Regions from separate parts of the Mus musculus genome. Here region 2 is linked to region 1. A link is a loop called in an ENCODE intact Hi-C map of the cell type or tissue named here. Cell type or tissue: left cerebral cortex. All regions are shown on one strand.

The links. Peaks named below come from ENCODE experiments on the same cell type or tissue, not always from the same donor. Only the 100,000 strongest peaks of a DNase experiment are listed, where the experiment ranks them.
Region 2: it touches region 1 in a loop (6-fold over the local background); 4 of 42 quality-filtered maps call a loop at or near these places.

The regions. Positions count from the first base shown.
Region 1 is chr3:58,687,475-58,695,474 of GRCm38, reverse strand. It overlaps Siah2 (siah E3 ubiquitin protein ligase 2), which reads left to right and starts at 3,087. Exons shown (of 2, transcript NM_009174.3): 1 at 3,087-4,079. The coding sequence starts at 3,660. It overlaps 4930593A02Rik (RIKEN cDNA 4930593A02 gene), which reads right to left and starts at 2,886. Exons shown (of 9, transcript NR_045167.1): 1 at 2,854-2,886. In left cerebral cortex, CTCF peaks have their summits at 3,223 and 3,988; DNase peaks (open chromatin) are centred at 3,301, 4,017, 4,604, 5,976 and 3 more places; H3K4me3 peaks cover 3,919 bases; H3K27ac peaks cover 2,268 bases.
Region 2 is chr3:58,780,034-58,788,033 of GRCm38, reverse strand. All of the region lies in intron 8 of 4930593A02Rik (RIKEN cDNA 4930593A02 gene), which reads right to left. Among named protein-coding and RNA genes, the nearest start is that of Gm40059, 41 kb to the left of the region's middle. In left cerebral cortex, CTCF peaks have their summits at 1,967 (motif pointing right) and 3,373 (motif pointing right); DNase peaks (open chromatin) are centred at 2,015, 3,396 and 4,237.

The DNA.
Region 1 (8,000 bases):
CTCTACACCAGGTGAGTCATCTGCCAGGGTAAGAGTTGTAGCTTTAGTAACCAAATTCACTTAGTGAAGAATTATTTTTCCTGGGTTTTTTGTTTGCTTTTGTTTTAGGGTCTTTTCTTTTTCTTTTCTTTTCTTTTCTTTTCTTTTCTTTTCTTTTTCAGCAGCCTCTGAAACCATACTTCATTTTGAAATATCAGAACCTGCTAGAACTTGTCAGTATGGCCAAAGCAAAGACCCCACTTCTGCAGCAAACATTCTCAAACTCTGGAAATGGGGAGTCTCTGACAGAGGACAGAGGTCAGAGAGACAAGGGAATGCAGTCTGTCATAAATTCCAACTGCTAGGGTTCTAACTTGAATATATATATATATATTCTCTCCAATAAAGGTGAGACCGTGGGTGCTTTTATTTCCTACCATTTTTTGTGTGTGCCCAACAGAGGTGAACAATGAATAAACAGAATACTTTCCTGTTCAGACCAGCTAAGAATGAATGACGACTGCCTACACAGGGCAGCACTTCATTATGGTCTCTGGAGCTGATTTCTTTTTATGGTGAGTGAGCTAATCACCTCATCTTAGCAAAGTAGGAGTCAGATAAGATACGAGCTCTGGAGCAGGTTCCAGCCATCTTGGCTCTGTGAATCTGAGCAAACCAAACTCCCTATGCCTCTGTTTCCTCGACTATAACCATAGTATCCACCCTATGACGTGCCTGGAAATCTAAAAACCCATTTTACCCATATAGTGGGTGCTCAATAAATACTATTTTATAGTCCCCATAGCACCAATCTAGAAGTTCAAGTTCAGTATATTACAGGGCTTTAAAAAAAAAAAAAAAGGCCACAGTGAGCTGGTCAGTGGTGGCACACCCCTTTCATCCCAGCACTTGGGAGGCAGAGGCAGGCAGATTTCTGAGTTCGAGGCCAGCCTGGTCTACTGAGTGAGTTCTTGGACAGCCAGGGCTACACAGAGAAACCCTGTCTTGAAAAAACAAAAACAAAACCCAAGGTGAATCGGAGGCAGATGCCTTATTCCTTTGTTAGCTGTCCATATACTAGTTTCATACATAGCTAGTGTATGTAACACTCCCACTACACACACCAAGTGCCAGTCCATCTGTAATACATCCTCTGTGTGCATCCACTTTTCACAGTCTTTCCACCCCCCAAACCCCCACTGTATTCTTTTCCCTTTTCGAATTACTAGGAATTGAACCTAAGACCTTGCATAAGCCAGACAAACACCATGCCACTAAGCTACACCCCTAGCCTTTCTTTTCAACTGTAGACAGTATCACTAAGTTGTTCATGCCGGCCTTGAAGTCACTTTGTAACTCAGGTAGCCTTTGAGTTTAGCATCCTTCTCACTCAGCACCCCTAAGGAGCTGAGTTTATAGGCCTGCAGTCTGGACATTTCCCAAACCTCGGAGATCCTTTGCCCTGCCTGAGCGGTTTACCACTCCTGCTTCTGTCCTAGAATTTAAATGAGTAAGAACTCTTCTCAGGACAGTGGCTGGCATACACAAAGGGAATATTTGCAGGGTGATTAGGTGGCATGTATCACTAAGTTTTTCTCTACAACTTTAGATAACCCAGTTACTCATGAAGTCTTTCTAGATTACAAAATTTAACTTTGTTTTTTTTTCTTTGAGCAGATTCTATTCATTGACTCTAATAATAAATATTCACTGTTATTTTTAAACTACGGCTATCATTTACAAGGTGGCTATGATGGATGAGGTTCTACAAGAATGGCACAGAGAAACTCAAATTGTTTAAATTCACTTTTACAGAGTAGGAGACTGGAGCCAGGAAGGTGGCTCAGGAGGGTAGTGGTGCCTGCATCAAGCCTGCCAACTTGAGAAAGTCGACTCCCACAAACCTGTCCTCTGACCTCCACGTGTGCACACAAGACAGTCACAAACTAAGTCAGGATATTAAAAAGAATTTCGCTCGAAGTCACAGGGCACTATTTTACCCTATCCTGACTAATCTCTGTTTTCCTACAAAGAGTATCAATACTAGCTTTTTCCAATTCCAGTGTCATCAGTTCAGGCATAAAACGCTTGCCATAGCAATTGTGTGCAGGGTATGTCCATTATACGGTTCACTCCAAACTCTCAGGCGCTCTCTAATTCTGGGGTTCTGAATGGTGAAGAGTACCTGGAAATAAGTTTTACTGAGACTAGGGGAACCCTCGGAGAGTTCTCTTATTGCTAGACCGGAAGGTAGGCTGTAGATGTCCCCTGTCCCACCCCCACCACACTTAAGGTTTATTTTTATTTATGGGCATGTGTGTATATAATGTGTACTGGTACCAAATGGTATCAGATCCCCTGGAGCTGGGGTTACAGGCAGTTGTGGGTGCTGGGGACCAAAGTCTGGTCCTCTAAGAGTAGTATGTTGAGGCGTCCCTCCAGCTCCCGTGGGTGCCTTTTACACCTCTAAGATGGGGATCTTAGAGACTTTCCATATGTCGGGTGTACAAAGACAACTCAGGAAGAATCCAGCACCAATCCTGTCAAGCTGAGGGTTGGTAAGGGGTAGGTTGACCTCACCCATTTCCTTCTTCCCAAAGCCCCAGGTAAGTAAGCTAAAAGCCTAAGGTTTGGACCAGGACTAGACGTTAAGGACTCAGGCACCAGAGGGTCTCCTGTCATTTGGGGCCTCACAAACCCAACCCACGTGTATGGTATTCCTTGGAGGTTTTAATTCTCCATCGAGTCAGAGTTGTCAAAGAGGTTCAGGTTCTCTCAATCAGAGGCGGCCAATTCCAAGAAGCTTTCGCCAGTGGGCTTTCGAAGGAAAACCTAGCGTTAAGGTCCCAACCACTGAAGAGCCCACCCTCGTACCTAACTGCCGGGCCACACCCGAGGCCTTCGCGCGGCTCCCGCCCGACTCCGGGTCCCGCCCCCGCGTGTCAAGCTACCGGCCGAGTAGCCTGATCGCCAGCTGCTCCAGCGCGTCAATGGCTAAAAGAAACGTGGGATTCCGAGCCCCGCCCCCCGCCCCGCCCAGCCCCGCCCCGCCCCCGGCGCACTCGCGCGCCCTCCACGCCCACGCCGGGCCAGCAGTTGCCCTTCTAGCTGGAGTCGGTGCGGGTCGGCGTAGGTCCCCTGGGAAGGGTCGGGAGACTCGGGCTACGTCCTTTCCCTGGGCTGCCGGCTTCCACTGTCGCAGAGAAGCGACCCCACGCGGCGGCGATCGACTCATTCAAGGGCTCCCAGCGAGGAAACCGCTCGGGCGCTGCCAGCTGGGTCGGGCGGAGCTGCGCGGGCCGCAGGGTGGCTCTGCCAGTCCCTGAGTGCCGGGTCGGCCGCACACGTGTCTTAGCGTCACGTCCGCGCGCGCCCCCGGGGCTTGCGTCAGCTGCCGCTCCTGAAGCGAGTGGGCCAGGGCTCTGCGCACCAGAACGCCGCCGGAGGAGGGCACCGCACGGCCGCGAGCCCCGAGAGCGACGACCATCCGGGTGCCGCCGAGAGGATCGGCGCGGTCCGGTCCCCGCCCTCCCGGTGCCGGTCGGGTCCGCGCTGGGTCCCCCGGGCTGGGCGCCGTGGCGTTGCCCCGGAGCCCGCCACCCGCGGGGCGCGCACCGCCTTAACCCGGGCGGCCCCGCGGCAGGCAGACGCCCGCAGGTCCATGGTGGGCTCGGAGCGCGATGAGCCGCCCGTCCTCCACCGGCCCCAGCGCTAACAAACCCTGCAGCAAGCAGCCGCCGCCGCCTCAGACCCCGCACGCCCCGTCCCCGGCTGCGCCCCCGGCCGCCGCCACCATCTCGGCAGCGGGCCCCGGCTCGTCCGCGGTGCCCGCCGCGGCAGCGGTGATCTCAGGCCCCGGAGCCGGCGGCGGGGCCGACCCGGTGTCCCCGCAGCACCACGAGCTGACCTCGCTCTTCGAGTGCCCGGTCTGCTTTGACTATGTCCTGCCCCCCATTCTGCAGTGCCAGGCCGGGCACCTGGTGTGTAACCAATGCCGCCAGAAGTTAAGCTGCTGCCCGACGTGCAGGGGCGCCCTAACGCCCAGCATCAGGAACCTGGCTATGGAGAAGGTCGCCTCGGCAGTTCTGTTTCCCTGTAAGGTAAGTCCAGCCACCATCCGCAGATCTGCCAAGGAACCTTCCAGAGTTCCGGTGCCCTCCAGCGCACTTGAAGGCCCTAAGAGGCGAATGGCATTTCACTGTTTCCATCTGTCTGTCTGTCTTTCTCCTCTCCTCTCTCTCTCTCTCTCTCTCTCTCTCTCTCTCTGTCTGTCTCTCTCTCTCTCCTCCCTCTCTCTCTCTCTCTCTCTCTCTCTCTCTCTCTCTCTCTCTCTCTCTCTCTCTCTCTCTCTCTCTCTCTCTCTGGCGCACTCTCTCTGTCTCCGGTGTGTACGTGTGTGTACCTTGTCTATTGTTTCCAGGCCAACCTGTCCATTTTGGGAACTAGCAACTAGGGTTGACGTTTGCCGGAGCACTGACTGTAGATAAGTTGGCACTTGATGACGGTTTAGAAGCATCCCAGCTCTCCCAGCCAAGTGCCGCCGCGTCCACCGCAGGGGTGTGCTCTATAAAGCCTGGGCAGCTTAATGTGAACAGGGAAGCTGGCAGTGGAGATTGTGGAGGAAGGAAGCGGACGGTTTCCAGCGCTGAGCTTGGCGAGAACGGTCCTGGATTCCTCCTGGACCCAGTGCCCAAGATCTGGAGCACTTGAGAGAGCGCTTTGTAAGGGGAAGCGGATACTGCCTGCTTAGCACGGGAGCCCAGAAAACCCAGCAAGCCACGCCTTCTCTCAGCTTCCCAGACTTGCGGAGGACTCAGAAGTTGTAGCTGCTGTTTGGTTTTTGTTTTGGTTTGTTTGTTTGACTAACTGCGATGAACTCGAGTCCACAAGGACTCAACGCAGACACTTAAGAGCGTTATTAGTTCTCTCTCCAGTGACAGCATTTTATTTAGTTGCCTGTGCTGGGGGGTGGGGTGGGGTGGGCAAACCACAAGTCAAAGTCCGAGCTCTCATTCCCATGGCTCCAATGGTTTGTTTAGGACCTGTGTTTACATCCTCACGGCTAAATTAATGGAATCATGCATGTCTATATCTGAAAGCTTCTTTTTTTTAATACTCACAGAGATAGTGTTTTTTTTTTCCTCTGCCAACCAGGTTTACTAATAATATCCTCACCTGAAACTTGACTTGATCTCCTGTATTTTAAATGACTGATAGCATTACATTGTGTGGTTCTGCTATAACATCCTGTTGCCAACACTGAAACCCTTACAAAACTCCCCACAGTCTCATTTATATGCCTCTTTCTAACCTAGACCTCTGTCAAGGAGTTCATTTTCTGAACTTATAGGTGGGAATAATGTTAATATTTCTGAGATTTTTTTTAATGAAAGTAATTGTTCTACCTGAGACTGTTTTGTCTTGCCTATCTCCTTAGTGATTAATTTTTAGGGCAAGAGCTGTTTTAAATTAAAAATAGCTCACTGGAAATTTTCGTTTTAGGCTTCATAGTCAAGTCAGTAAAATGAGTGAGTTACTTTGGCCTTCTGCCCAGCTACAAACCCAATTAAAATAGCTTATTCAAATAAGGGTTTAGGCTATAGGGTCAGCTTATTAACTTGCTTGCCTTTAGCCCCACCCCAGGTCCTGCTTACTAATTCACTCAACTCAGGTGCTGCATCTGGGCAATTCGGATAAAATAGTTTCATGCCGCCCCCTTTTATTGGAAGCAGATTTTCCCCCTCCTATAATACAACCTGATTATAATTTCCCCTCCCTCTGCTCCTCCCAGTTCCTTCCCACCTCCCCTTGCATTCTGATCCCCCTTTCTGTCTCTCATTAGAAAAGAATAAGCTTCTAAGGAATGGTAACGATAAGGAAAGGAGCCAGAGAAGGCACAGCCAGAGACCCACTTGTTCTCCCATTCTGGAAGCCGTAATATACACCCAGAGGACCCTGTGCATGCTGTGTGTCAGCATCTGTCCTCCATCACTGTGCCTCGCTCAGGATAAACTCTTTCTAATTCTATTTACCTGCAAATGGCATTCTTCTTAATGACTGAGTAATACTCACTGTGTAAACCGTTCCACACGTTCTCTATCCATTCTTCTTTAGGGAGACATCTAGGAATTATGAACATGTCTGAACGAGTGTCACTGCGGTAGGAGGAAGCACCCTTTGGATATGTGCCCAAGAGTGGTAGAGCTGAGTCTTGAGGTAGATCCCCATCTTCCTGAGGAACCACCACACTGATTACCACTGCGGCTGTGTGAATTCACACTCCTCCCAACAGTGCATGGGTGCTCCTCTTATTCCACATCCTCACCGGCATGAGGCTGTCTCTTGTGTTACTGAACTCAGCCATTCTGACAGGCAGAAAATAGAATCTCAAAGTCATTTTGATTTATATTCCCCTGATGGCTAAGGATGCCAAACATTTCTTAAGGTGTTTCTCTGCCACTTTACGTTTCCCCCGTTGAGAATTCTCTGTTTAGATCTGTATCCCATTTTGAAAAATTGGATTATTTGGTTTGTTGACACCTAGTGTGTTGAATTCTTTATATGGTTTAGGTATTAGCCCTCTGTCAGGCGTGGAGTTGGTGAAAATCTTTCCCAGTTCTATCGTCTGCATTTTGTCTGAATGACGGTGTCCTTTGCCTTACAGAAGCTTTTCAGATCCATGGGTTGATCTTAGTACCCATGCTAACAGTGTTCTGTTTAGAAATTCCTTTCCTGTGCCAATGAGCTCAAGGCTATTCCCCACTTTCTCTTCTATCAGATTCAGTGTATCTGGTTTCATGTTGAGGTCTTTGACCCATCTAGAGTTGAGCTTTGTGGGGTGATGAGTATTGGAGTCTTATGCATACAGGTATCCGGTTGGACCAGCACCATTTGCTGAAGATGCATCCTTTTTTCTAGTGTGTACTTCTGGTTTCTTTATAAAAAATTAAATGTCCATAGGTCTGTGTTTGCATCTGGGTTTTCAGTTTCATCCATTGATCAGTCTCTGGTTTTGTGCCAACGCCATGTGGTTTGTATTAGATAGCTCTGTAGTACAACTTGGAATTGGGAATGATGAAACCTCCAGCAGTTCTTTTATTGTCCAGGATTGTTTTAGCTTTCTTGGGTTTATTTGTGTTTCAATACGAAGCTGAGAATTGTCCTTTTAAGATCTGTGAATAATTGGAATATGTATGGAAATTGCATTAAATCTGTAGATTGCTTTTGGTAAGGTGGCCATTTTTACTATATTCTACCAATCCATGAGCATGGGGGAATCTTTCCATCTTCTGGTATCTTCTTCAGTTTCTTTCTTTGGTGCCTTAAAGCTTTTATCAAAAAACTCTTTCACTTGCTTGGTTAAAGTTATGCAAGATTTCTTATATTATTCCATGCTATTGTGAAAGATATCATTTCCCTGATTTCTTTCTCTGTCATTCATATATAAATTTCTTTCTGTGAGTTAATTTTGTATGCAGCTACTTTGCTGAAATGGTTTATTAGCTCTAGGAGTGTTCGGGTGGAGTTTTTTGGGTCACTTAATATATACTATCTGCAAATTAAGACTACATGTAGAGTACTTTTCTCAATCTAGTTTATGAGAGTGCAGTTGGGCCAAGCCATCATGCAGATCAGGAGCCAAGCTTATAATAGGTCTTAGGGTTACTTTTGTGTGTGTGTATTTATGATGTTTATAAAACTGGAGTGTGTATCCCTTACATTTGATTAAGCAGTAATCCAAACTATTTGAGCAGGGCAGCTCAACCATTTGGTGTGGAAAAGCCAAATTTGGATGTGTACTTAACTGCAGCCACCAAAACTCTTCATTGGAGATGAAAAAGCATTAAGGAGTAAGGTCTGTGTCAGATTGGAAACAAGGCAGGTCTGTGTGCTTAGCTCAGATGGTCCAGCTCAGTGTAGGGCTGCTCTCTTGTTGAGGAGCCTGGGCTCCTCAGCCTCTCTACTTCAGAACAGGGATTCTCAGTGAAAAGGGGCAAACGGCCTTTTCACAAGCATCGCCT
Region 2 (8,000 bases), 93 kb before region 1:
GAGGCAGGGCTGTTACTTACTTATAAACAAGGAGGTAGGGTTTTGGTTATACAGCTGGTCAAGGAGACAGATTTAGCCAATCAAGGTAGGGGCAGACTCTGGAGAAGAGCTTTCCTCAGGCCATAAATATCTGGGCAGAAAAACTAGAACAGACATTTTCTGCCCTATTGACATTTGCCCAGCCACCAAAGAAAGACCTCACCATCCCTCCGAACCTCAGCCTAAGTGGGGTAAAGGCTTTGCCATTTTCCCGTGACCATGCCGACATCAACAGCACATTGACTCGGGACTTCCAACCTTTCCCGCAAGCTGTCCGTTTTCTGGACTACTGGTTTACCTTTAAAGTTGTGTTTTGAAGGAAATGACTATTATTTTCTCCCATCAGCTCCTCAAACACAGGAAAGGCTATTTGCACGGAGTTGAATATATTACTCTGTCTGAATAGTGACCTAAGCTGACTGCACCTTTAAGTGCAGACGGGAAGATGAGAAGATAGAGGTATTTATTTTTTGAAATATCAACTTTGCTCTGTCTAGTTTTGCATCACTTTGACACAAGTTTGACACAAGCTGGAGTCACTTGGGAAGAGGGATTCTTAATTAAGAAAATGTCTCTCTAGGCTTCCCTGTACACAGCTTATTAGTGCATTCTCTTCATTATTGATTGATGTGGGATGGCCCAGCCCATTGTGGGTGGTGCAGTCCCTGGACAGGTAGTCCTGAGTGCTATTTGAAAGCTGGCTGAACAAGCCATGGGGAGCAAGCCAGTACGCATCACTCCTCCGTAGCCTCTGCATGGGCTCCTGCTTCCTTCCAGGCTGCTGCTCCAGTTACTGCTTGGACTTCTTGATGATAGATTTCAAGCTGTGAATTAAAATAAACCCTTTCATCCTCAGGTTGCTTTTGGTCATGATGTTTTATCACAGCTCTATAAACCCTAAGACAAACCTAGACTAGTATGTCACTCAGAATAATAGTACACTATCAGAGGAGAAACATGGAAACAATTCTTTAAGTTTAAGCTTACTGATGTCACTAGACCAGATAGTACTAGGCAAGGGGCAGGCAGGTGTGGGGTTCCTCATCTTTCAGAAACAGCCCAAAGCAACTGGATGAGACTTGCATTGCCCTGTCCAGATCATAGAACTTTTAGTCACACCTGGACCTAACCTTACCTTGAACATAAATAAGAAACAATAAGTATATATTATCAACTGTCATAATTACTATGAGACATTACCATTCATTCATTCATTCATTCATTCAATTTTTCTAGTCTCCGTGTCATTTTTGACCAAAATATCTGAAAACAGCTTAAGGAATTCTTTTTTTTTTTTTTTTTTTTTTTTTTTTTTTTTTTTTTTTTTTGCTCATTGTCTCATAGGTTTCCAGCACGGTAAGGAAGCTAAAGCCGAACAGAGAAGTTCATATCAAGATGGACAGGATATTAGAAGGGGTCAGGGAAGTACACAGCTTCAAGGATACATGGTCAGTGATCTTCCTCCACCTTGATGCAATTTCCCAGTTTCCAGAACCTCCCCCAAATAGCGCCCCCAACTGGGGGTCAAGTGTATAATATGGATCTATAGGGGCCATTTCCTTCCGTGTACCAGCCGCCTCCTACGTCTCGTGGGGTTTATGCTTTCCTGAAACGATGGCATGAGTCGAAAACCCACCACACTGATTCGAAACTGAAAACTGAGGTTAGTGTTTAGAAGGGAGGGAGTGTGGTATGCCAATCTTATTTTAAAAACTGGGATAAGGCATCTCCTAAGAAGTCAGCTTAGGCTGAGCAGAGGTAACTGGGTGACGAGCTGGATGACGAACGAGTGGGTATGACGCTCTGTGGAGGGTTTGCCAGAACAAAGGAGAAGCCAACAGGACCGATGTGCAGAGAACAAGGTGCAGAGAGGGTGAGAAACAGCTGGACTGGCAGGCAAGGCACCACATGGCATTCTACACTAGGGGGCGCGAGGATCTAGAAGGATTTTAATAGGCCTGGCAGGATTTGCATTTTGAACAAATGCCTTGGTGTGAAAACAGACTGGCAAGAGCCCAGAGTGCGTGCAGAGACTAGCTGGATGGTTGTCAGGACTGTGTGGCTGAGGATGATATGAGCAGATTGAGGGCAGTTACCGGAGACTGACTTTGTTCCCTCGCTAAAAAGAGGGAGGAAAAGGTAGGTATGTAGAGAGCAGAGGGGAGAGGGAGACTCTCTTCCCACTGGCTAGAGTTAGTTTGGACTTCACAGGGCCTGAACCAATGCTGAGGGACATGATAAAAATCAAAGGAACTTGCATGATGTAAGACCTCTAAGGGACCTCTCAGAGGACAAACAGACCTTATATAAAATATAGGCATTTCCAGCATGGTAATTGTTTAAGTTTACATTTGTAAATATTCTGGTCTGACATTCTTTGGGAAAGAGGAAAGGGAGAGAGGGAAAGACAAGGGAGAGAAAAAGAGAGCGAGGAGAGAGAGGGAGAGAGGAGGAGGAGAGAAAAAAGGAACTTAGAGAGGAGAAAGGGGAGGCTGATTTTACGTGGGGGGAAAGGCTTCCCAAAAACCCACAGGAGTCAGTCTGAGCAGCAGAACACAAGCACTAGTGAAAGAGAAGTCACGGTGGAAACAAACAGCCCAGACCCTAGAGGAGGTCAGAAAAGCCCAAGTGCAGCAGTGGTACACTTCTAGGTGTTTCCATCTGGCTTGCTACTAGTCTGTGTGTCCATCCGGGGTGTGGGTCAGTGGTGGAACATTTGTCTCACATCGCATTCCATCCCTACCACTCAAGGGAAAAAAAAAAGCCCGACTTCAGGAGAATAAATGAAAAAACAGATTGCAGAAATGCATCCTGTCGCACATCCCTAAGGCACCATTAGTGGTCACCAGACACAATCTAAATAACAGGTAGTTTTAGTAAGTGATTGTGTTAAAAATCAGAGAGGACCAGGTTTAGATTCAACCCATTATTTTCAGATTATCGAGTTCCAATTACTTTAGTAACTTACTTATTTATGAGGCATAGGGTCTTATGGATCCCATCCAGGCTGGCCTTGAACTCTCTGTAGCTGAGGCTGGCCTTGAGGTTCTGCTCCTCGTGCCTTTGCCTCCTGACTGTGGGGATTACAGACAAGTACCACCAAGCCTGGTTTATAGAGTTGGAGATTTGACCCGGTGTTTCATGGATGCTAAGCGAGCACTCTGCCAACTGAGACATACCCTCATCTCTACAGTTTAATCATATTTAAAATATTCATCTCATATATCTTTCCAAAAAAGGACTTGGGGTGGATGGTATATGCTAAACTTCCACAAAACTTTGTGTCATTTTCTTTCCTTCGGTAACTGAACGACGAAGAAAGTGTTTTCAGTGCTGTCCACAAGGTGGTGCTATGAGAGTGGTATTTTCAATCGGATTATCAAGTATAATTATCTAGGTAAAGGTGAGCAAGTTACACACACACAGACATACACACACACTAAATGCATTTTTAAAATACAATAAACCCATGCAATAGAATATTTTCTGAAATAAAAAGGAATAACATATGTAGATGACCACATTGTAGTTGGCTATCCCATAGATGACCTTGAAAAAGTATGCCAAGTGAAAGACCACACATCATACAAGCTAGTATATATTAAATTACTATAACAGACAAAGGTAGAGGATAAACAATGATTGGCTGTTTCCTAAGGTTGGAGAAAGGGCAGAAATGTGGTGTGGGGGGAGGATTGGAACTGGTTATGGTCTCTTTGGGAGTTGATCATGACATTCTAAAACTGGGCTGAGACTCAAACCCTGCAAGCATTCCCTGCTACACAAGCCACCCTTGCCAGGGAACCAGGTAGATTGCAGATCTTCTCTCCCTCAGGCCCTCCATGCCCAGTCCCAGCGCTGCAACCCTCCACCTGCTGCAGCCTTCCCTCTCCTTCTACCTGCCCACAGCTCTTGTGGATCCCACAGACCCTCCCCTTTCACCTCTGTTGGCAGTTAGTCTAGGCTCCGCCCCACAGTTACCTGGCAACAGCCCGGTGTACCTGACTTACTATATAAAGGGCTGCTTGCCCACTCCTCTCTCTCTTGCTCTCTTGCTCCTACTCCTTTCTCTTCTCCTCTTGCTCCTGCTCCTTACACTCTCTCCCCATCCCCCCACCTTTCTCCACGTGCTTTCCACATGCTCATAGCCTGCCTCTACTCCCTTTCTCTCTGCCCTTTTCTGTCTCTACTACCCACTCAACTCCCCTCCCCATGCTCAGAATAAACTCTATTCCATACTATGCCATCCTGTGGCTGGTCTCTCAGGGGGGACGGGAAGCCTCGGCGTGGGCCCACGGAGGCATTTCCTGGCATCTCCTTTCCCCCACACCATACTGAGCCTCCACCAAACATATTCCTTCTTTCTCTTTCTTTTTATAAAACACAACAACCTCCCTGCCAAACTCATTGCTTTATTCTAGCCCCTAGTGCCAGCAGCCTCACCACCTCCAGCTAGCCCAAAGGCAAGTCCTGTCAGGAGAACAGGTAGCCAATCTGCAATCTTCACCTTTCCTACCTCTCCTCCAGTCTCTAACCCCACAGTCTCACACCCTGCTGTGGTCTCCCTTTACCCTCTGAACCCATCCCAAGGAGATCACAAAGATCTTCTCCTCCCATGTTCCCAGCCTCCAATGCTAGCAGCCATTCCTGAGCACATGCCTGCTGAGCAGGTCAAGGATACAGATTCAATCCACTAGTCTCAACACCAGCATGGGAACAGAACTTCTCTTCACTGTCTATCCCCTTTGCAAGGAGATCAAATAAATAGATCCTGATTGAACACTTCACTCTCCCTCCCTCTGTAAACCTTTCTGGAGCCTAGTCCCATAAGTGTCATCTCCTAATACCCTAAAGCACATGTGACCTGAAACTTCCACAACTATTAGGTCCATAGAAAATGTCCTACAAGGCAATACGCAGCCACCACATTCTCTTAAAATCCAGAGAGGAAACAGAAACCAAGGAACAAAGCATCTATGAAACAAAGGCAAAACCAGAAATCACCTAGACCTGTAATCATACACATCCCAGATGCTCAGATGCCACTGTAAAAACACAATAATACTAGGAGCAATATGTCTTCCAGTAGAGCCCAACACTGCTACCACAGCCAGCCCAGGATATTCCAATATACCTGACAAACAGAAAAAGACTGAAAACAGCCTGTATGTAGATGATAGGATCCCTTAAAGGAGAAATGAATAGAGCAATCCAAAAAAAAATCAAACAAAACAAAAAACAGTAGGAAGAAATGAATAAGCCCTTTAAATAAGTCCAAGAAAACAAACATAAAAAGCAAATAAAACTATTCAAGACCAGAAAATAAAAGTGCAATCAATAAGAAACCCCTAACTGAGGAATTCTAGAAATGAGAAATTTAGGAATTCAAACAGGAATCTGCCAAGGCCTGTTTCACCAACAAAACACAAGAGATGGAAGAGAGAATCTCAGTCGTTGAGGGTACATAGAATAAACAAAGAAAAATGCTACATCTAAAAACTTTCTGATACAAAATATCCTAGAAATCTGAGACACTATGAAAAGACCAACTTTAAAAATAATAGGAATAGAGGGAGGAGAAGAAGAAGGAGGAGGAGAAGGAGGAGAAGGAGGAGGAGAAATACAAGTCAAAAGCACAGAAAAATATTTTCAACAAAATCATAGAAGAAAGGAGATAAAAGTACAAGAATATAAAACATGGAATAGATTAGATCAGAAAAGAAAGTCCCCTTGCCACATAATAATCAAAATGCTAAACCTACCAAGCAAAAGAAGGAAAAGTAAACACTGAGAGGAAAAAAAAAAAAAAAAAAAAACCAAGTAACAAATAAAGTCCGACTTATTAGCATTACACTTGACTTCTCAATGGAGACTCTAAAAGCCAGAAGGGCCTGAAGAGATGTGCTGCAGACTCTGAGACCATAGATACCAGCCCAGATACCTATACCCATCAAAACTTTCAGTCACCATAGAGAGAGAAAATAAAACACTCTATGATAAATCCAGACTTACGCAACATTTACAAATCCAGCCCTATAAGAATTTCTTGAAGGAAAACTCCAGTCTAAAGAGGTTAACTACAACCATGAAAACACAGGGAATAAATAACCTCAGACCAGCAAAGTCAAAAGAAGGAAAACACATACACACAGTCAACACCACCAACAAAATAACAGGAATCAACAATCATTGGCCATTGAGACCACCAGCGGTCTGGTCTCAATTTCCCAATAAAAAGACAGAGACTAACAGAATGGATACAAAAACAGTAGCTATCCTTCTGCTGCATCCAAAAACCACACGTCCACATCAAAAAATAGACAGTATCTCAGGTTAAAGGGTTGGAAAGATATTCCAAGCAAATGGGCCTAAAAAGAAAGCTAGTGTGGCCATTTTAATATCTAACAAAATAGACTTTAAACTCAAACTAATCAGAAGAGATAGGAAAGGCCACTACATATTCATCAAAGCAAAAGTCCACTAAGAAGATATTGCAATTCATAATATCTTTGTCCCAAGTACAAAGGCACCCAAGTTTGTCAAAGAAACACTACAGTAGCTTAAATTACATTTTGACACTGGACACCGATAGTGGGAGACTTCAAAACCCCAATCTCACCAATAGACAGGTCATAGAGACAAAAAATAAACAGAGAAATGTTAGAGCTTACAGATGTTATGAACCAAATGGACCTAACAGATATTTGGAGAATATTTCACCCAAGTACAAAATACACCTTCTTCTCTGAATCTCATGAGATATTTTTCCCCTAAAAATTGACCACATACTCAGATCTAAAGCAAGCTCCAACAGATACAAGAAAATTGAAATAACACCATGCACCTATCAGACCACCACAGATTAAATCTTGATATCAGTAACAACAGAAACAGCAGAAAACTTACAAAACTCATGGAAACTGAACAATTTTCTACTGAATGAAAAATGGGTCAAGAAAGGAATTAAAGACTTTCCAGAATTGAATGAAAATGAATGCACAACATACCCAAACTTATCAGACACAATTAAGGCTGCTCTAAGATGCAAGTTCACAGCACTAAGTGCCTACATAAAGAAAATGGAGTGATCTCATACCAGCAACTTAACAGCACACCTAAAGGCTCTAGAATTTAAAGAAGAAATCACACCCAAAAGAAGTAGATGCAAAGAAATAATCAAGCCTAGGGCTGAAATCAATAAAGTGAAAACAAAGAGAACATTACAAAGAATCAATGGAACAAAGACTTGATTCTTTTAGGAAATCAATAAGATTGACAAGCCCTTATCTAAATTAACTACAATGTGGTGAGAAAATATTCAAATTAACAAAATCAGGAATGAAAAGGGGAAAGTAACAACAGACACGGATCAAAATTTACAGAAAGCTAAGGACATACTTTAAAAAGCTGTAGTCACCCTATAGGTGGAACAACATTATGAACTAACCAGTACCCCGGAGCTCTTGACTCTAGCTGCATATGTATCAAAAGATGGCCTAGGCGGCCATCACTGGAAAGAGAGGCCCATTGGACACGCAAACTTTATATGCCCCAGTACAGGGGAACGCCAGGGCCAAAAAAGGGGAGTGGGTGGGTAGGGGAGTGGGGGTGGGTGGCTATGGGGGACTTTTGGTATAGCATTGGAAATGTAAATGAGCTAAATACCTAATAAAAAATGGAAAAAAAATAAAAACAATATTAAAAATAAAAAATAAATAAATAAATAAAAAGCTGTAGTCAATCGAATTGGAAAATCTAAAAGAAAAGGATAATTTTCTTGAAACATTCCACTTACCAAAGTTAAATTAAAAGATCATCCATCATGAGCAAATAGGCTTCATCCCAGGAATGCAGGGATGGTTCAGCATATGAAAATTGATAAACAAATTAAAAGACAAAAACCACTTATATAATCATTAGACAAAGAAAAGGCCTCAGACAAAATCCAATACCCCTTCATG